Linked DNA regions of Homo sapiens: region 2 is linked to region 1. Evidence: chromatin contacts called from ENCODE Hi-C or POLR2A ChIA-PET data. All regions are on one chromosome and are shown on one strand. Each heading gives the region's core, a stretch centred on a gene start or an enhancer-like site at or near the end of the contact. The rest is flanking DNA. Distances are from core to core; before and after follow the strand shown.

Evidence for each region. Hi-C counts contacts between places; a loop is a spot of excess contacts on that map. ChIA-PET counts read pairs that join two places held with the same protein, here RNA polymerase II (POLR2A). Pooled maps may share reads with other maps.
Region 2: a loop to region 1 is called in a pooled map, with 2.3 times the contacts of the local background. The contact joins two enhancer-like sites. A Hi-C loop is called at or near these places in 3 of 37 single-sample maps with no recorded cell type and 10 of 50 pooled maps. POLR2A ChIA-PET finds 5 or more read pairs at or near these places in 3 of 52 experiments (BJ, activated CD4-positive, alpha-beta T cell and activated CD4-positive, alpha-beta memory T cell).

What each region holds. Positions count from the first base shown.
Region 1 is chr17:80,598,591-80,602,041 of GRCh38, forward strand. All of the region lies in intron 1 of RPTOR (regulatory associated protein of MTOR complex 1), which reads left to right. Among named protein-coding and RNA genes, the nearest start is that of RPTOR, 55 kb to the left of the region's middle. Within about 2 kb of position 1,566, at least 2 of the 41 ENCODE cell types and tissues checked have a DNase peak (open chromatin) inside an H3K27ac peak, as active enhancers do.
Region 2 is chr17:80,899,209-80,902,659 of GRCh38, forward strand. All of the region lies in intron 20 of RPTOR (regulatory associated protein of MTOR complex 1), which reads left to right. Among named protein-coding and RNA genes, the nearest start is that of CHMP6, 91 kb to the right of the region's middle. Within about 2 kb of position 1,788, at least 11 of the 41 ENCODE cell types and tissues checked have a DNase peak (open chromatin) inside an H3K27ac peak, as active enhancers do.

The sequences.
Region 1 (3,451 bases), core at 316-2,815:
AGTTGCTGATCTTTTGCGCAGGGTGGTTCTGCCGCAGTCTGCGAGGCTTCTGGAGGGCCTCGTGAGCTTGCAGCTCTGTGATCCTGCTGACAAACTGGTTTCTTTCCACATGTGGAATCTGTGTTTTCCCTGCATGGAGCAGTGAATGGGGATGTGAAAGGCACCGGACATGAAGCTGATACCGTCACAGTAGAATCCAGAAGAGCTGCTCAGTAAAACAGCTTATACATTAACTGTTCAGACGCTAGAAAAGGCTTGTATTGCTTATTGACCTTAAACTTTCTTGATTCTTTCTATCTATCTATCTATCTATCTATCTATCTATCTATCTATCTATCTTTTTGAGACTGGGTCTTGCTCTGTTGCCCAGGCTGAAATGCAGTGTTGTGATCACTGCAGCCTCAACCTCCTGAGCTCATGCAGTCCTCCCACCCCAGCCCCCCGGGAAGCTGGCAGATGGTGTTGTCCTCACATGGCCACAGGCAAGCTCTTCTTATAATGTGACCTTGACACTTCTGCCATTGTGAGTAGGGTCCCTGTTCCCTCCCGTTGAATCTGGGCTGACTCGGGACTGTAGACCAGGTTATAAAAGGCTCTCCCCTGGATCTGCTGGGGCGTGTGCTGTGAGGAAACCCCGCAGCCATGCGGTGAGGCCCTGTGAAGGTGAGCCACCATGCAGTGATTCCAGCCCCCAGAAGACACTCACCCCCAGACTTAAGTCTTCCCAGCTGAGGCCCCCTGAGACCTGTGGCGCCCTTTCCTAATTCTTGACCATGGGACCTGTGAGCATAATGAAATGATTGTTTTGTGCTGCTAAGTAAAGGGAGGTTTGTTAAGCAGCAGTGGATAACTTGAACATGTTTTGGAAGCTGGAGCCAGGTGTGGCCATAATCAAATCCCAATGCCTGCAGCTCTGGCTTTGGGATGGGGTGTTGGGCAGAAGCCTCCGGGCCTCCAGGAGAGTGCTGCTGGCTGCCTGAAGGGCCTCCTAGAAGGTAATAGGGTCTAGTATTTTAGCCTGTGGGTGGCACATGATGACTGTCCCTGCTACTCTGCCAATGTGAGAAGGCACTGCAGACGGTGTCCACCACATGGGTGCCCTGGATTTGGTCCTCAGCAGGCTGGGCTTGGCCTACTGGCTGCCTTTTGCCTACCCCGGAAGGAAAGGAGGGAACGTGTCATTGCACGCTGGAGGAAAGGGGCCCCTTGTTAGGTGGTGGTGGGAAGCCTGGTGTCATTGTTGCTGTGGGAAAGAGGAAAGTATGTGTGTATTTAATGAACTTGCTCATCTAGTTTAGGAGATTTCCAGGCAGAAAATTCAAAGTGCCACCTGGCTTCTCCTTGGTGTAAAGGAAGAGGACTTCCTGGGTTCAAAAATAAGACTGTTTCTCATTCCCAGCCTCTTCTCCAGGCTCCTCAAGTGAAGAAAGGGCTTCCGGCAAAATGCATCTGGACTGGGCTGTGAGCTCCGTTCCTAAGGCTTCAGATTGAGATCCAAGTGCAGTGTCTGGCCTTTCAGCTGGAGGAGAGGCCTGCAGATTCTTGCATTAAATCCCGTCTGGCCTCTAAGAGTCCAAAGGGCGTTGTCATGCCACAGCCTCTTCTGGGAGCCCAGGAGGTAAAGGGCTTGTCTCTTTATGGGTGTGGCTTGTCTAATGGAGGAGATTATGAGTTAATACACAAAAAGGCCACCAAGTGTTTTTAAAGAAATTATGTGTCTGCCTGGACTGAAAGGAGCAGAGGCAATACAAAATGAAAATAAGTCTTTGGGCCCCCAGACTTCTGTGAGGAGGAAGCAGGCTGTGAAAATCACCCAGCTGTAAATGTGGGGTACTTTTCATGGAAAATGAAGTATATCTGAGAAGGCGGAGCTGAGATCCCAGAAAACAAGCCCCAGGTACCAGGACAGAGCCCTGATGGAGGTGCTGGCGCTGTGTGCCTGCCTCGAGTGGCTGTCCTGGGTGGGACATTGTGTGTGGGGTGTGGGTGTGTCTGGGTCAGCTCTTTAGACCTGGATTGGGAAGAACGGGGATGGAAGAGGGGTGGACTTGAGGAACTGCATGTTCCTGCACACAGGCTTCTCAGCTGGGCAGGGTTTAGGTGACGAGACCCCAGACTTCAAGCTGATAGCAGTAATCGGACAGGCCTTGGGGGCCCTGGGGAGGTGTCAGGTTCATTTTGCATGTGGGAGGATGTGACGTGTGGTGGCCAGAGGATGGACAGTGGCAGATCGTATTTTCCAGAGATGACCGCAGCAGCATCTCCCGCCGCACGTGCCCTCTCTGCAGTGTAACTGTGAAACGCCTCCCAAGATGACCGCAGCAGCGTCTCCCGCCGCACGTGCCCTCTCTGCAGTGTAACTGTGAAACGCCTCCCATTGAGAGGCGAAGTTGCTGTTCTTTCCCTTGGATCTGGATGGGCTGTGACTGGATGGGAAATGGCGCTCTTGGCTGGTGTGCTGAGGACGACATACCGTTCACCTGGTTCTCTCAGAACCCAAGACCAGCCCCATCGGAGAGGCTGCCAGAGGAGGCCATGGGAGGAGGTGGTTTCTCATTAACAGCGACCACCACTGTCAGCCGCCAGATGTGTGAGTGGTGAAGCTTCTGGTGGTGCCAGTGCCAGCCACTGAGCCATCACCGGCCTTTGCATCTTGCCTGCTGAGGACCCGGACATTGTGGAGCAGAGACAGGGTGTCCCCTCCCTTCCCTTCCTGAATTCCTGCCCCTGCAGGAAGGAGAAAATGATTGCTGGCCATCACTGAGGGTTGGGGACCTGGCTGTGCAGCCGCAGCGCCGGCGGGCCGCTCTCCCACATCTCAGGGGCACGCAGGTTCCGTGCCAGGGATGGCTGGTCAGGCCCCGCAGATGGGCAGAACTTCTCATCCCACACATCCCAGCCTTCTTTAAACTTCCCTGGCAGATTATTTTATGGTTTTGCTGCTGTTGGTGAAGATGGTTCAGTCTTTTTTTTTTTTTTTTTAAATTTATTTTTTTATTGATAATTCTTGGGTGTTTCTCACAGAGGGGGATTTGGCAGGGTCATGGGACAATAGTGGAGGGAAGGTCAGCAGATAAACAAGTGAACAAAGGTCTCTGGTTTTCCTAGGCAGAGGACCCTGCGGCCTTCCGCAGTGTTTGTGTCCCTGATTACTTGAGATTAGGGATTGGTGATGACTCTTAACGAGCATGCTGCCTTCAAGCATCTGTTTAACAAAGCACATCTTGCACCGCCCTTAATCCATTTAACCCTGAGTGGACACAGCACATGTTTCAGAGAGCACAGGGTTGGGGGTAAGGTCACAGATCAACAGGATCCCAAGGCAGAGGAATTTTTCTTAGTGCAGAACAAAATGAAAAGTCTCCCATGTCTACTTCTTTCTACACAGACACGGCAACCATCCGATTTCTCAATCTTTTCCCCACCTTTCCCGCCTTTCTATTCCACAAAG
Region 2 (3,451 bases), core at 538-3,037, 300 kb after region 1:
AAATCAAGGTATTGCCAAGTCACCAATGAAATATATTCTAACGTCACTTGTAAGATGTTTGTTTTGAACTGGAATACACTTTTTAAATAGAATTAATGTTACATATAGTGGTTAGGTTTCCAGGCTAGCCTGCAAGAGTCTTTTAAAACCTGTCTGCAGAAATTCTACTTATAAATCTACAATGAAAAAAGGTATTTAAAAATTTTTTTTTAAGTACTAGAAAATGTAAATTCATAGTATTCTGTTTTGATTACACATTTCCCCTGGCCCCGGCCACAGCTCCTGTGAATAGCTCTCTAGCGCCTCCAGCAGGTTAGTGCCACCTCTGCCCCAGTTCACGCTCATCAAGGTCAAGGTGATAGCTCCCTTCCGTCACGTGTAGGTTAGAGCAGGAGTCTGCAAACTCTTCCTGTGAAAGAGCTTTGCAGGTGGGACTGCCCCTTGGCACTTCCCCAACACTGCCAGTGTGGTGCAAAAGTAGCCAGAGACCGCGTGTAGGTGAATGAACTTGGCCATGTTGCTATGTAACCGTGTGGACTGAAGTTTGAATTTTGCGTAACTTCACATCACAAAATATTGTTCCTTTGATTTTTTTTTCAACCACTTAAAAAGTATAAGAACCATACACAGGCCATAGAAAAACAAGGCTGAGTTCAGCTCAGAGAGCCTGACAGTAGGGCACACCCTGCCCGCACCCTGGCCTCCAAGGATACTCCTGTGAGTCAGAGGGCTTGGGATTCTCCCACGGATTGGACAGATATTTTGACAGTGCCCCCACTGTGCATGCTGGGGCACAAAAGTACAGAACAGGCAAACCCAATGCCACCTGTGTCGAAGCCAGTACCATCGGCTCTGGGCATCTCCCACCCCTCCCTGCAGAAGTGGGCGTCCTCCCTCTGCAGCCAAGGGGACCGGCGTTTACTCAGGTTGACTCCTGGCCAGGAGTCGGGGACTCCTCTTTGTGCCCCAACACATCCTTCTCTCAGCCGGGCATCTGTGGCCGTCTCCTCCCCGCCTCGCAGCCACCTGAGCCAGCAGCTCTGGCCTGGTGGTCGCAGCTCTCTCCCGGGTCTCCCTGCTTCCACTGTGGCCCTCCTGGGGCCGTGTGCTCACTGTGGCCTTCCTTTTTTTTCTGAGATGGAGTTTTCCTCTTGTCACTCCAGCTAGGGTTTAATGGCGCGATCTCTGCTCACTGCCTCCCGGGTTCAAGCAATTCTCCTGCCTCAGCCTCCCAAGTAGCTGGGATTACAGGCGCATGCCACCACACCTGGCTAATTTTGTACTTTTAGTAGAGACAAAGTTTCTCCAAGTTGGTCAGGCTGGTCTCGAACTTCCAACCTCGGGTGATCTGCGCGCCTCAGCCTCCCAAAGTGCTGGGATTACAGGCATGAGCCACTGTGCTCGACTGGCCTTCTTCTTTCACAGGAAGCGACAGCAGCATCACCCCTCGGTGCTCACCTGGTGACCGTCTGCCAAGGGCCTGGTGGCCCCGCCACCCTACCTGGCCCATGCTCCATGGGGTTCTCGGTTCACTCTCGTCCCTCCACTCACACGTATCTGGCCATCAAGTAAGAATCAAAATAAAAAGTTGCACCTGGCCTGCAAGTGTGCAGAACCGCACCTTTTGTTGATCCAGGAAGCTCAAGCCAGGCAGTGTGGCGCTGGGTCACCATGGCACCATTGAGAGCTTCCGTCTGCAGGTCCCCACGCCCACAGCACCTCCCTTTCCCCCTGGGCATTTGGATACCACATGGGCATCTCCCCTTCTGCTGGCGAAGGCTACAGAAAGTTCACAGCTGTGGAGTTTCCAGGTGGCTGAACTTGCTGAGGCTGCTGTTTGCTGTGCGCGTGCCATGCCTGAGGCCCTGGGTGCTGTCCACAGGCAAGAGGGACTGCGGAGGCCCCGCCCAACTCCTGTGTGAAACTTAGCTCTTGTCTGTGATGAGTGAATGCCGTTGTTATCCTCGGTACTGGTCTCGGTGGAGTACAGGGCGAAGAATCGCAGTTTCATTTGAGGGCCACCCAGACGGGAAGCACACAGCAGCCTGGGGCCCGGACACAGGGGCTTGGCCTCCATGAGTTTTCTCCTCTGCCGGTTCTTTCTTTTCTGTCTTCTCGAAGGAGCTGGACTCCCCATTCCACCATCCTTCTTATACAATGTGATTCCTGACTTTTTTTTTTTTACTGGAGAAAACTGAGTTTTATTCGTATATCATTCAAATCTTAGGAAATTTGACAGGAAAGAGTTTCACAATGAGCTGGAGTTTAGGAAGGAAAGAAAACAAAGTCGCCCCTGCAAAGCCAGCCTCATTCATATTCAGTGAGGTGTCACTCACACCACCTGGAAACCACCGTGCTTACCTAAGTGTTTAGAAGTCATAACTTACACAGAATCCCATTGTGCACAGCACTTCCCTGTTTCCAGCCAATTTCTTCTTTCATTTCAGCCAAAGAACAGCAATCTCTTTAGTCCTTTCAGTGAAGATTGCAGAGGCTTTCAGAACCATGGCAACCTGGAGAGTCCATGTCTCCCCATCTTTCCTGGTGCCCCAGAAGCCCTGCCCCAGCGCCTCCCCATCTTTCCTGGCCCCCCAGAAGCCCCGCCCCCAGCGCCCTCCCTGCTCTGCCTTCCCCAGAGCACTTGCATTCTTACACCCTCAGTCACGTGTTTCCTTTCTTCCCCGTGGCAATGAAGCCCCTTGGCTGGTACTTGGCTTCCTTTGATCGCTGATGGAGCCCAGGTTCCCCCAGCAGTGCCTGGCCCTGGTGGGGCAGGATAAATGTTTGTGAAACTAAATGGGAACCCAGGTCTCAGCACTGTGTCAGGTTCTAGAATCTTCTTTGATGTCTCCATCCTGCTTGTTTCTCACTCAGCCCTTCGTCTGGCCTGACATCCACAAGAATCCCCTACCTCAATCCCTCCTATTTCCAGTGCCCCCATCCCACCAGGCCTCGTTGCCCTGGGTCTTGCTCTCTGCAGACCACAACTGGGCAGGCCCTCTTTCACACCAGCTCCTCACCACCCTCCAGGTGAAGCCTTCGTTAAAACCGCATTTTCTGTAGAGGCCAAACCATTGTCTGACATTCAAGGCCTTCCTTCAGCCTCCTGCCCCCCGTCTCAGCAGCAGCCGCTCCACTGCACCTGCCCGCAGCACCCCTGGCTGGCCCCTGGCCCGGCCCCTCTGCCATCCGTGCAGCTCAGAGCCAGGTGGTCTTGCCGGGAGGTTGCCTGGCCCACCGCCAGGATCCCCATGTAGGTGCCTGACCCAGTACATCAAAGCATGATGTCGCCATTTTTACCACCACAGTCCTATAAAGTTGTTTCTTGCTAACGCATGGATGTGTGGACACAGGCCTCACCTGTCCCGGCCCCCAGCCCATGCGTCTGCCCTCTGCACTTATCTGTGTTCCTGACGGCCACAAGTGGCCGTGGAGCTGCTCAGGATGGAAG